Regions from separate parts of the Homo sapiens genome. Here region 2 is linked to region 1. A link is a loop called in an ENCODE intact Hi-C map of the cell type or tissue named here. Cell type or tissue: Calu3. All regions are shown on one strand. Links, peaks and the distances in the headings refer to the core of each region. The heading gives the core; the rest is flanking DNA.

Region 1 (2,500 bases), core at 1-2,500:
TGTTAATGCCTTTTCTTGAAATGAGAGAAATGAATCTAGCAGTTCCCTGGCATACTGGATTACTAAATACAGTCCATTTTTTTTCCAGTTTACTTGTAATTTCTGGTACTTGGAAAGTCATCTAATACATACACACTGCCGAGATAACACTGTATAGTTGATAGGTATGTGGGTCTGCTTACATCATTATAATAGAGTGGAGGTATTTTTGAGATTTCAGGGGTGTATTCTGAGTGCAGGGTAGGGCAGTATACAGGGGGATTTCACCGTTAGCCCTGCCCTGCGTCTTACTGAGCGTGTTGGTGTGGCAGCATCACATAGGATTCTGTTTATGCCTGGGCTTTTCAGTCACGCTGCTGCTGTGCATATTCTGCTCCTGCCACTGGCAGCCTTGGAGCACGGAGCCCATGGCACCCCCTCTCAAAGCCTCAGTTTCCTTGCCTTTAATATAGTAGTAATAGTTATAGTTACCTCAGCTCTTCAGAGAGAGAAGCTGTGTCAGGCATGTTGAGCCTGGTATTGGATAATCACCTGCTGTTTGTATTCTTGTTAGTCTCATGAGTGTGTGGTATATGTTTTTTCTGCAGAGGAACCTATAGACTTGTGTCGTTAAATTTTACCCCTAGTCATTTGTGTGCTTTTCTTGTTTTCTATAAGCTGCGTGGTTTTTGTCTTTGGCCCGTTCTTTTTTCCTTTTCTAAATTGGTGTATGGGGTAGCTGCTGTAACCCTGAACCATGTTTTGATGTTAAGTTCCCTGACTCGCCTTCCACACGGTGGTTAAGTTTTATGAAATCCAGATGATTTGGAAGCAGTGTGGGTATGCAGTTTACTTTTTAAAACATTGCTTTTGGGGACGGTCAGCAGGCTACTTCTTGGTCATCTGTGGGACAACATGATGCTTCCTGTTTAATTTGGATTTTAAAATTACAAACAATTCCCTCCTTTTTATTTTTCTAAGTCTTTTTAAAGTTTAAAAGTACAAAGCGAATAGCAGTCAGCGTGGACTGGTTACGTAAGAGCCTGAATATTGCATTGGTTCTAGGTCGTGTTGATAAATGCCATACAGGGTCATAGCATCCAGCGCAGAATGTGGTGATCCCGGTCTTGAAAAACCAGCTGTCTTGGTTGCTGTTGAAAACTGAGAGAAGTAGACGGTTGATTTTCAGTTCATGAAGTTGTTGTGGTCCCGGAAATGAAAATGTGGTTCTCTGTTGTTGGAAGAACACAGTCAGTGGTGAGTTTCTTCAGGGGGCAGTTGCCGGTGTTCTCGTGCTCACTGTGGTCTTGAAGGAATGCTTTTTCTTTCAGTGTAACTTGTTTAAACCTGTCAATAATTAACTTGCTCATGAAGCAACAACCGTTTAATGTAGCTTGTAATTACACACTCTTTTTTTGTTTTTGCTACTTTTGTGCTGCAAATTCTTAAGCTTCATAAAAACATAAGCCTTCTGTATGCTTCTTATTTAAGAAAACAGCCATGATATTTCATCCTGCTGGGTATAATATGGTGAAGGTTGCTTTAAATATGATAACTGCCGCTATGTAACTTGCTGAAGACATGGACAAGAATATCTATGATGTAACCTGTATTTGGCCCCATTAGGTGGTTTTAACTACAGCCTTTCTCTAAGACCTGTTTTTTCTAAAAGTGAACATAAAAATGACACTTTTAAAAGTACTTAGGATATTTTACTATTTTATTTAAAAATAAATGGTTAATTAATGCCTTAAGTATGTTCAAGTTTATGCTTTTAGACAATGTACTGATTTAAAGTTTTAAAATCTTAAAATCTTAGCTTAAAACATAAGATTCCTATGCCCTAAAAATGAGATGGTAAAGACTGTTTATTAACATGCCTTCTCACTGTTTAGAGAGTCAGTTTCTCGCATAAACTGTAATTTAGTCCTTTGAAGACTTTGAGACCTTCTCTTGTGTTCTTTAATGGTCTAATTATGACCATGTGGGAAACACCTAGTCAAACAAATGAAGTCAGGAAATTCCGGGTTCCTTTTTAGTCAGTTCCAAAGACCTATTGTGCTTACATTTCTTCCACGGAGATGCCAGAAACATCTTTCCACTAAGTTGTATGAAGTGACACTGCCCCTCATGGCTTCTTATGAATTTGGAAACAATATATTTGTGTATCAAAAGCAAAATAGTAAATTATATAAAAGAATACTATTTTTACCTGGTTTATAATTTTGGCCTAAGTGCTGATTTCTTGGATTGGCTGAAATACTGAATTCAAGTACAACATTAAAATAACATAATAGGAACATAAAATGTTGATCCTCTAAAGAGCCATCATAGAAAATGATAATTTGTAGAGTTTACCTGGATGTAGAATATTGGCTGTGGGGTAGCCCAGAGGTTCACACTGCCCCAGGCTTGCCCCATCTCTCTCAGTGGAATCTTAAGTGATCCAGACCCATCCCCTGCACAGGCCAGGACTCTGGGGAGCTTTGTCAGGAGTGTCAGGCTCACCTCCAGTGGTCTC
Region 2 (11,248 bases), core at 4,596-7,095, 75 kb after region 1:
CCTCGGGCAGGTGAGAAGACACCTGAGGCGTGGCCTCGGGCAGGTGAGAAGACACCTGAGGCGTGGCCTCGGGCAGGGGAGAAGACACCTTCAGGCATAGCCTCGGGCAGGTGAGAAAGACACCTGAGGCATGGCCTCGGGCAGGTGAGAAGACACCTTCAGGCGTAGCCTCGGGCAGGTGAGAAAGACACCTGAGGCGTGGCCTCGGGCAGGTGAGAAGACACCTGAGGCGTGGCCTTGGGCAGGTGAGAAAGACAGGCAAGTTTCCATAGTCCCAGAGGCTTCTTTCTCCTGGATGGTGCGGCTCTGGGCTGTTTGGCTTCTCAGAGCTTCCTAAGAAGCTCCATAAACGTGTGTGTGGACTGGCACATTGTTTGTGTTCATCGGCTTTTGGTTTTGAAACATGTTGCATTTTTTCAGATTCATGATGGCTTGCAGATGCTTGATTTCCTGAAGGGGAGAACCTGATGAGCTTGTCTTCTAGATCAGTGGTCCCCAACCTTTTTGGCATCAGGGACCAGCTTCCTGGAAGACCAGGTTTCCACGAACTGGCGGGCCGGGGCAGGGATGGTTTCAGGATGACTCAACTGCATTTCATTTATTGTGCACTTTATTTCTATTATTATTACACTGTAATATACAACAAAATAATAATACAACTCACCACAATGTAAAATCAGTAGGAGCCTTGAGCTTATTTTCCTGTAACTAGAGGGTCCTATCTAGCAGTGATGGAGACAGTGACAGGTCATCAGGCATCAGAGTCTCATAAGGAGTGTGCAACCTGCATCCCTCACATGCACAGCTCACAGTAGGGTTTGTGCTCCCAAGAGAATCTAATGCTGCTGCTGGTCTGACAGGAGGTGGAGCTCAGGCAGTGATGCCAGTGATAGGGAGCGGCTGTAATTCAGAGAAGCTTTGCTCACTTGCGCACCGCTCACCTCCTGCTGTGCAGCCTGGTTTCTAACAGGCCTCCATGGCCAGGGATTTGGGACCCTTGTTCTGTATCACCACCGCTCTAAACTGCGCATGAAGGAGATATTTAAGCGTTCTTACTGGAGTATGGATGACTCTCCCATGCAATGCAGACAGGGAAGATGAAAACAAGAAATAAAGAACAGGGGTATTGGAGTAAAAAAATCAAGAGAAGACAAAAGGGGGTGGGGAAGAGAAGAAAATAATACATAAAAAGTAAAGAGTAAAAAAAATAAAAAGCATAAGGTCCAAAAGGACGAGTGGAGTTTTAGAAAAGGATGGAAGGGTGGATCCATGCACACAGGAAGAGGAGGAAGAGGAGCCAAGCCAGTGTCCTGGGAGACCAGGACAGAGACAGAGATGATGGCAGAGAAGCAGAGGGGTGTTTTAGAGTGACCAGGACAGAGACAGAGATGATGGCGAAGAAACACAAGGGTGTTTTAGAGGCTGAATGTTAGGAATTCAGAAAGCAATTTCTTCATGATGTGTATTTTCAATGTTGTTTCATTCCCTCAGCTCCATCTCTAGAGAAGCGGCCCATGCTGTTGATGACCTGAGTCTACAAGTTTCCTCACAAATTGTATTCAGAGAGCAGCTTCCTGCTTGGTGGGTGTCCGTAGTCCCCACAGATCCCTACAATGGAGAGCAACTCAGAGACTGAATAAATAGAAAATAATTTATTTTAGGCTTTCTTAGTTAAGAAGAGTTGTTTTTGTTCCTTGATTTCTATTGGAACATGAAATTAAGCATTTGACATGCTTTCCTTGTGGGAAACCAGCTCCTGACCCGTAGTTCTATGTGAGGAAGTTACTTCACTTCCATTTATTTTCCAGCCCAAATGATCAATCAGTGCAAATATGAGCAAGTTCTAAAATTTAGAGCACCAGGAAAAGAGATATAAATATAAAATCAGTGATATCATGGGTGAACTTTGTGATTCTAAACTGGAATCAAGCATGATTTTGTTTCTCCTGAAAGCCTCCTTGCTTTTTAGTTTTATCCACGAAAAGGCCGAGAAGTCAGAAGGAGCAGCCCAACACCCCAGGGGTGTCTGAGTACCAAGCCCACTGCAGGAGAAAAGCTCATTTGACACCTCGCATCTGGGCCAGGAAAGGAAGTGGGTGGGAGGAGCCTGGGGCACTTGGGGAGCTGAACAGCAAGGGAGGCCTCAGAACAGAACGGGGGCTGTCCCAGCACATGGAGCCCACGGCAGGCACTCCCTCAACGCGGGATAGAAGCCTGGGGATTAAGGAGGGACTAAAGCAGATTGAAATATATAATTATATGTACAATCTTGAGTTCATAATAATGAGTTTTTAAAAAGACCTCACATTAATTTTTTGGGTGCTAGAACATCAACTCATTATTCCAAAAAGTGATAGAAAGAGAAAAGGGTTGTGATGTCCTTCCTGTAGGAAACATACTCAGGGCAGATGCATGGTTTTTGAGGGAACAGAAGATTCTAGGTAATAAACTCAACAAATGATAAAACTGGAAAACCATCATTTGAAACCCCCAATGAAATGGTGACTCTAGGCCCTCAGAGGATGCTGGTCAGGGGTTGATGGGATCGTCACGATGAGGGTTCAGGGTTGCCTCAAACCCTCTAAGCACTTTCTCCTGAGTGGACGCTGCTCAGGGGTTGATAGGATCTTCACGACGAGGGTTCAGGGTTGCCTCAAACCCTCTAAGCACTCGCAGCTTCCCTGAAGTTGGGATGCAGAGACATGATGTCCCGAGGTGGTGCAGCAGGTGGGACACAGTGGGACTGATGAAGCACTTTTGCTTCAAAATCAAACCAGCATCTAATCAAGTCTTGGGGACAGTCATTTTAAAGGAGAGAAAACCATCTGCCAAGCCAGAATGCGGACATTTCACAGAACAGACTGCCTGGCTTCTCTAGTAATAACTTTTGTTTTTAAAGGCAGGAGGACACAGTAGAATGAGACGTGTCAGCCTCAGTGTGTCCTGGTTTGGAGCCTGGTGTGCACGAGCCACCTGTCACAGGCGAGCTTGGCGTGCACGAGCCGACTGTCACAGGCAAGCCTGGCATGCACGAGCTGACTGTCACAGGCATTGTTGGGACAGTGGGGGAAGTCCGAATGTGTCCTGGGTATATAGGGGGGCAAACCTTCTCCTCTATCCTCCTAGGGTCCCTGGTGGAGCCTGAGAATGGAATTGGCCTAAGGCAGGTTGACGGGGAAGAGCATCGGATTTGTTGAATGTGGGGTCTACCTGACACAGAGCCCCCCGGAAAATGAAGAGTTGAGGAGTGGCACAGCCTGCACGCTGCCCTGCGGGGTTGGGCAGAGGCCACTGTGGACAAGCAACCAAATGAGATGGGAGACAGAGGGAAGGCGAGGGCTGTGCTAACAGGTCTGTCTGTGCAGAGCTGCTCAGCTTCGACCCTGTATTAGCCAGGGATCTCTAGAGGGACAGAACGAATGGAATAGATACATATGTAGAGGAGAGTTTATTAGGTATTAACTCACACGATCACAAGGTCCCACAACAGCCATCTGCACGCTGAGGAGCAAGGAGAGCCAGTCCGAGATCCAAAGCTGAAGAACTTGGAGTCCGATGTTCGAGGGTAGGAAGCATCCAGCACGGGAGAAGGATGTAGGCTGGGAGGCTAGGCCAGTCTCTCTCTTCACATTTTTCTGCCTGCTTTATATTTGCTGGCGGCTGATTAGACGGTGCCCACCCAGATTAAGGGCGGGTCTGCCTTTCTCACCCCACTGACTCCAATGTTAATTTCCTTTGGCAACAGCCTCACAGCCACACCCAAGATCAATACTTTGTATCCTTTAATCCGCTGATCAAGTTGACGCTCGGTATTAACCATCACAGACCCCATCTACTGACGAGAACATGCTTTGTTCCTGGCCCAGCAAGGGCGGCTCTCATGGGAGGGTCAGGTCCTGCCTTCAGTGCAGGAGGAAGAGGGGAAGCTGGAGTGCTCTGCATGAGCCTCCTGCTTCTCAGGAACCTTTAAGTAAAGATAATCCTGATGCCAAAGTGGCATATTTTGGGGTGACATGTTCTGCCACTCTCCATGTGACATTAATTTTGTAAAGTGTGATGAATGGCATGGTGATTGTATTCTATTTCTTTTTTTTTTTTTTAGCGATGGGGGGGTCTCACTATGTTGCCCAGGCTAGTCTTGAACTCCTGGCTTATGTGATCCTCCTGCTTTGGCCTCCCAAAGTGCTAGGATTGTAGGCGTGAGCCACCACACCGGGCAAATTGTGCTTTAAAAGTGTTCTTATCATTTAAAAATGCAGCCTGTAATACTCAGCAATACAACGATCTGTTGTCTGGTTTTGAATGTACAGTATGCTGAGGAAAGGGAGGTGGGTTTTGCAGGAGTGTCTGTGAAACAAGACTGGCCGGATATTCCACACTTGTGGCACCGGGCGATTGCACCTGAGGACGTCTTGTGCTGTTTCCCCCATTTCTGTGTACGTTACAAAGTCCCCAGTGAGAACAGTTAAAAAAATGCTGGGCCTCTCCTTCATTCAGCTTATTATGGTGATCACAAGATGAATTTAGAAAGCACATGAAATGCTAAACACTTCACTAACATTGATAATTTTGAATTCAGGAAAATCTCAGGTCATGTAGGACACAATGGCCATTTTGAAGATGATTTTGTGTCACGTTGATTACCATATGCGGTTCTACAAGGCCCGTCACCTGAATCAGTCTGATGATGGTTACGTATTGTAAACTTTAGAAACTCTTTTTCAAAAGGTAGTTTTAGTTAACGGACTGATAGCCTTATACTTTTTAAAAAGGCCAAGAAAATTGTTATAGCCATACTTTAAAATTGCTCTTACTATGTCCCCAGAAAGAAAAACTTTTACAATTCTTTATTTTAAAGTATTATTGATTGATTGATTGATTCAGCTTTATTTAGGTAAAATCGACAAAAATTGTATACATTCGACATCTACAACATGATAATTTAATATACAGATGTATATGATTACCATCCATCTTTGGATGACACATGTGGTAATCAGTTTTACAACTGAGCATGGTGGCTCACACTTGTAATCCTAGCACTTTGGGAGGCCAAGGCAGATGGATCACCTGAGGCCAGGAGTTCGACACCAGCCTGGCCAACATGGTGAAACCCTGTCTCTACTAAAAATACAAAAAATTAGCTGGGCGTGGTGGTGGGCGCCTGTAGTCCCAGCTACTTGGGAGGCTGAGGTAGGAGATCGCTTGAATCCGGGAGGCAGAGGCTGCAGTGAGCTGAGATTGAATCATTGCACTCCAGCCTGGGCAACAAGAATGAGACTCCATCTCAAAACAAAAACAAAAACAAACACAAAACCATACAATCAGTAAAATGATTACCACAGTCAATGGTAATGACTACCAGGATGGCTAAAGAGTAGAAAGGGGGATTTTATCAGTGATATCAGTTTGCAAACTGAGAAGAGACAGTCTCCAGCTCTCTCTGTTAAAAGGTGAACTCCAGGACACACAGTTTGTGCACAGTCTGTATAAGCTGGCCGAAAATAGCTGGAGGTCTGCAGCTGCTTCTCAGGAAAGAATTGTGCAAGGCTGATCCTCTGCCTAATCAGGGTTGCGGTGGTCTGGGTTGTGAATCAGAGTTAGGGATTTTCCTGATGGCTCCCGTTGTTAGGGAGTTTAGCAAGAGTGTGGTTTTTCTTGTAGCCACAGGAATTTAGGAAGCTGTCAGGCAGCCAAGCCCTGAACCTCTGACTCATAGGTACCTTTTATTTCCTTAATCTTAGGATCCATCTTAGTTGATAAAGAAGCATCTATTGGTCTCTCAGATCACATTTCCCTGTTGTGGTCAGTCATAGCTTGGATTTCTGTGGGCCCACAGGCCCTACTGCATCACTCTTATCTTAAATGGCCTGAGAGAGAACTTCATGGATTTGTTGTTCTTTCCTTTAATAGAACATTCTCTTTAGTTTACTTTATGGATTTGGCCTACCTTATGAAGGAATACTGTATGGATTTGGCCTACCTTATGAAAGAATTTCTTCCTTGAAGCCAAAAGAGATTCCCATAAAACCTTTTCCTGAAGCATTTCCTCTGTGTTTTCTTCCAGTAGTTTAATCACTTTGTGTCTCACATTTAGGCCTTTGATCCATTTTGAGTTGATTTCTGTATAGTGTAAGAGGTGGGGGTCTAGTTTCATTCTTCTGTATATGGATTTCCAGTTTTCCTAGTACCATTTATTGAAGAGACCATCCTTTCCTCAATGAGTGTTCTTGACATCTTTGTTAAAAAATCAGTTGACTATAGATATGTTGGTTAATTTCTGGGTTCTCTATTCTGTTCCACTGGTCTATGTGTTTGTTTCTATGCCAGTACCATGCTATTTTGGTTACTATAGCTTTGTAATATATTTTGAGAGCAGGTAGTGTGATTCCTCCAGCTTTGTTCTTTTTTCTCAGCATTTCTTTGGCCTTTTGGAATCTTTTGTGGTTCCATACAAATTTTACAATTTTTTCAATTTCTGTGAAAAATGTCATTGGTATTTTGATAAGGATTGCATTGAATCTCTAGATTGCTTTGGGTTGTATTGTCATTTTAACAATTTTAATTCTTCCAATTCTTGAGCATGAGATGTCTTTCCATTTGTTTGCATCCTCTTCAATTTCTTTCATTAGTGTTTTCTAATTACCCTTTTAGAGGTTTCTCACCTCCTTGGTTAAATTTATTCCTAGGTATTTTAAATTTTTTGCAGCTATTGTATATAAATGGGAGTGCCTTTTAAATTTATTTTTCATTTAGTTCATTGCTCATATATAGAAACAATACTGATTTTTTCATATTAATTTTGTATCCTGCAACTTTACCGAAGTTGTCGATCAGTTCTAAGAGATTTTTGGTAGAGTCTTTAGGATTTTCTATATATCAGATCATGTTATCTTCAAGCAGGAACAATTTGACTTCCTTCTGTATGATTTGGATGCTCTTTATTTCTTTCTTTTGCCTAATTGCTATGACTAGGACTTCCAATACCATATTGATAAGAGTGGTGAGACTTGGCATCCTTGTCTTATTCCAGTCCTTAAAGAAAAAGCTGAAAGATGTTAGGATGTTAGCTGTGGGTTTGTTATATATTGTCTTTATTATATTGAGGTTGTTTTTTTCTATACCTAATTTATTAAGAGTTGTTTTTTTTTATCATGAAAGGATGTTGAATATTTTGAAAAGCTTTTTCTGCATCTTTGGAGATGATCACATGATTTTTGTCCTTCATTCTGTAGATGTGACCCAATTTGTTTAGTGATTTGCATATTTTGAACTGTCCTCACATTTTGGGATAAATCCCACTTCATCATGGTGTATTATCTTTTTGATGTGCTGTTCAATGCAGTTTGCTAGTACTTTGCTGAGAATTTTTGTAACTATGTTCATCAGGAATGTTGGCCTATAGTTTTTTGTTATTGTTTTGTCATTGTCTGGTTTTGGTATCCCGGTTATGCTGGCCTTGTAGAATGAGTTAGCAAGAATTCCCCCTGCTTCAGTTTTTTTTGCAATAGTTTCAGAAGAATTCGTATTAATTATTCTTTAAAGGTTTGGTCGAATTTAGTAGTGAAGCCTTCTGGTCCTAGACTTTTCTTCATTAGAAGACTTTATTACTGACTTGGTCTCATTACTTGTTATTGGTCTGTTCAGATTTTTAATTTCTTTTTTGTTCAATCTTGGTAGATTATATGTATCCAGGAATTTATCTGTTTCTTCTAGGTTTTTGAATTTATTGGCATATGGTTGTTTATAGTAGTTCTGGATGATCCTTTGTATTTTTGTGGTAGCCGTTGTGATATCTCTTTTTCTGTTTCTGATTTTATTTGGGTCTTCCTTCTTTTTTCTGTTAGTCTGGCTAATGGTTTGTTGATTTTCTTTGTCTATTTTAAAAATTAACTTTGTTTCATTGATCTTCTGTATTTCTTGTGTCAATTTCTTTTATTGTGGTTCTAATCTTTATTTATTTTCTTCTATTAATTATGGGTTTGATTTGTTCTTGCTTTTATAGTTCCTTGAGGTGCATCATAATGTCATTTATATGAATCTTTCCAGTTTTTTAATATAGGCATTTATTGCTACAGACTTGGCTCTTAATACTGCTTTTGCTGTGTCCCATAGGTTTTGGAATGATATATTTCTATTTTAATTTGTTTCAGAGAATTTTAACTTTTTTGCTGTGTCCCATAGGTTTTGGTATGATATATTTCTATTTTAATTTGTTTCAGAGAATTTTAAATTTTCATTCTTAATTTCCGCCTTCATCCATTGGTCATTCAGGAGCATGTTGCTCGATTTCCATGTATTTGTGTATTTTCAAATGTTCCTCTTGTTATTGATGTGGACTTTTATTCTGTTATGGTCGAATAAGACACTAGATGTGGTTTTGATTGAAAAAAATTGTTGAGGCTTGTTTTGTGTCCTAACATGTGGTCAATCCTGAAGAATGTTCCATTTGCTGATGAAAAAATGTATTCTGTAGCTGTTGAGTGAAATGTTCTGTAAGTGTCTTCTGGTCCATTTGGTTTATGGTGCAGTTTAAATCCAATGTTTCTTTGTTGATTTTATGTGTAGATGATCTATCCAATGCTGAGAGTGGGGTGTTGAAGTCCTCAGTGAATATTGTATTGGGGCCTATCTTACCCTTTAGATCTAATAATGTTTGCTTTATATATATATGGGTGAAAATATATTTACAATTGTCATATTCTCTTGCTGAATTGATCCCTTTATTGTGTAATGTCCCTCCTGTCCTCTTTTTTATGGCTTTTAACTTGAAGTCTGCTTTATCTTACATAAGTAAGGCTACTCCTGATTGCTTTTGGTTTCTCTTTGCTTGGAATATTTTTTTCCATCCCTTCACTTGCAGACTATACGTCTCTTTACAGTTGAGGTGAGGTGAGTTTCTTGTAGACAGCATATAGTTGGGTCTTGTTCTTTAATCTGTCAGGCAGTTTACATCTTTAAAGTGGGAAATTTAATTTGTTTACATTCAAGATTATTATTAATAGGTGAGGACTTACTCTTGTCATTTTATTGACTGCTTTTTGATTGTTTTGTCTATCCTTTGCTTCTTACTTCCTCTCTTATTGTTTATTTTTTGCATTTAGGTGGTTTTCTGTAGTGAGTCTGATTCCTTTTGGTATCTTCTTTTTGCATTGGCTATACAAGTGACTTTTATAGTTTTGTATTTTTTATGATGGTGGTTATTGTCTTTTCACTTCCACATGTAAGACACCCTTGAGTATTTCTTGTAAGTCCCGTCTTGTGGTAATGAATTCTTTTAGTTTTTACTTGTCTGTGAAAGATTTTATTTTTCTTTCATTTCTGAAGGATAGCTTTGCTGGGTATAATATTATTGGCTGAATTATTTTTTTCTTTCAATCAGCAGTTTGACTATATTATCCCATTCTCTCCTGGACTGCAAAGTCTTTGCTGAGAAATCCACTGTTGGTTTAATGGACTTATATGTGACTTAATGCTTTTCTCTTGCTGCTTTTAAAATTATTTGTCTTTGACTTTTGACAATTTTCCTACAATGTGCCTTGGAGAGGACCTGCCTGGGGGTTCTTTGAGCTTCCTGGACCTAGATGTCCATTTCTCTCACAAGACTTGGGAAGTTTTCTGCTGTATTTTTATTAAATATGTTTTCCTCAGCTTTTCTCTTCTCTTTCTGGAATGCCCATAATACAAATATTGATTCACTTAATGCTGTCCCATAAATCCTGTGAGCTTTCTTCATTATTTTTTATTATCTCTCTTTCCCTCTGTCTGCCTGTGTTATTTCAAAAGACCTGTCTTCAAGTTTAGAATTTTTTCCTTCCTATTTGGTCTAGTCTGTTGTTGAAGCTCTCTATTGTATTTTTTATTTCTCTATTATATCATATATTTCATTGAATTCTTCAGCTCTAAGATTTGATTCTTTTTTATAATTCTGTCTCTTTATTGTATTTTTCATTCAAATTATGAATTGTTTTTCTATGTTCATTGAATTGTCTGTATTTTCTTGTATCTCACTGAGTTTCCTTAAGATTGTTATTTTGAATTCTTTTTCTGGTATTTCATATATTTCCTTATAATTAGGTTCTGTTACTAGAGGATTATTACTTCCCTTTGGAGGTTACATATTTCCCTGCTTTTTCATGGTTGCTGTGTCCCTAACATTGACTCCTATACATCTGGTGAAAAAATTGTCTCTTCCAATTTTATGGAGTAGGTTTCAGGAGGAAAGACTTAGGGTGCATGGTTCTAGATGGACACAGCAATGTAGTCTCCATATTGTTCCTTTAGCTGTCATACACACTAGTGGTGTTTGTGAGTTTCTCAGTGGCCTACAGTGAGGGAGTCTGTGGTAACAGTGATGCGGCTTTTCCAAGGGTAGGCTCTCAGGCTATATCTCGGGTTCGGGATACACACATGCACACGGTAGGTCACCCAACATGGGGTCTGGCTCATTGGAGTTGGAGCCACATGGCTGTTCCTCCGGCCAGAAGCATGGGCACACAGTTGCTTAGCTGACCTGGGAGTGTGCCTGCCAGGAGTGACTTGTAGGGTTGTTTCTCTGATCCAGGACACCGACACAAGGCTGCTCAGCTCGTCTGGGGTGTGTCTGCTGGGGCCAATTCAAGGGGCTGTTTCCCATGTCTGGGTCACAGCTGCGTGACTGCTTGGCTGGCCTGAGGGTGTGTTTGCCAGGGGCTGCCCACAGGGCTGCTTCTCAGGCCTGGGACGAGGGCACATGGCTGCTCAGCTGGCCTGAGGTATATCTGCCAGGGGTGACCTGTGTGGCTGTTTCGTGGGTTTGGAGTACAGGTTTCAGGCTGTGTGGCTGGCCTGGGATGTGTCCACCAGGGGTGAACTATGCGGCTGTTTCTTGGGCCTGGGGTACAGGTGCAAGGCTGCATGCCTGGCTCGGGGATATGCTTACTGATGGTGGCTGAGAAACGGGGCTGTTTCTCAGGTGCTTATTGGGCAGGTGAGGAGCATGTCTGTAGGGTGTTGGGGTACTGTGGGGCTGTTTCTCATGTCCTGAGCACAGGTGCCCAGCCCCTCCTCTGGCCTGGAGGTGTATTAGCCACTAGGAGGCTCAGGTGCCTCTCCTGCTTGGGGAAAGGTGAACAGCAGCTTGGCTAACTCAAGGGCAGGGTTGCTGTGGGTGGGACTGCCAGGTTCCTCCAGCTGGTAGGGCAGTGATGGGGGTTGGTTTCCCTGCTGTGCAAGGCCGGAGTCACAGCTGATCCTGGGCCCGGGATCC

The links. Hi-C counts contacts between places; a loop is a spot of excess contacts. Peaks named below come from ENCODE experiments on the same cell type or tissue, not always from the same donor. Only the 100,000 strongest peaks of a DNase experiment are listed, where the experiment ranks them.
Region 2: a loop joins it to region 1, with 6 times the contacts of the local background. A loop is called at or near these places in 2 of 110 quality-filtered maps.

What each region holds. Positions count from the first base shown.
Region 1 is chr6:167,931,525-167,934,024 of GRCh38, forward strand. All of the region lies in intron 23 of AFDN (afadin, adherens junction formation factor), which reads left to right. Among named protein-coding and RNA genes, the nearest start is that of HGC6.3, 47 kb to the right of the region's middle. In Calu3, for the core only: no CTCF peak of the experiment used is centred there; a DNase peak (open chromatin) is centred at 1,227.
Region 2 is chr6:168,002,123-168,013,370 of GRCh38, forward strand. It overlaps KIF25 (kinesin family member 25), which reads left to right. Exons shown (of 13, transcript NM_030615.4): 3 at 421-537; 4 at 1,492-1,581. Among named protein-coding and RNA genes, the nearest start is that of KIF25, 10 kb to the left of the region's middle. RefSeq lists enhancers at 5,002-6,201, 10,128-11,044. In Calu3, for the core only: no CTCF peak of the experiment used is centred there; a DNase peak (open chromatin) is centred at 5,619.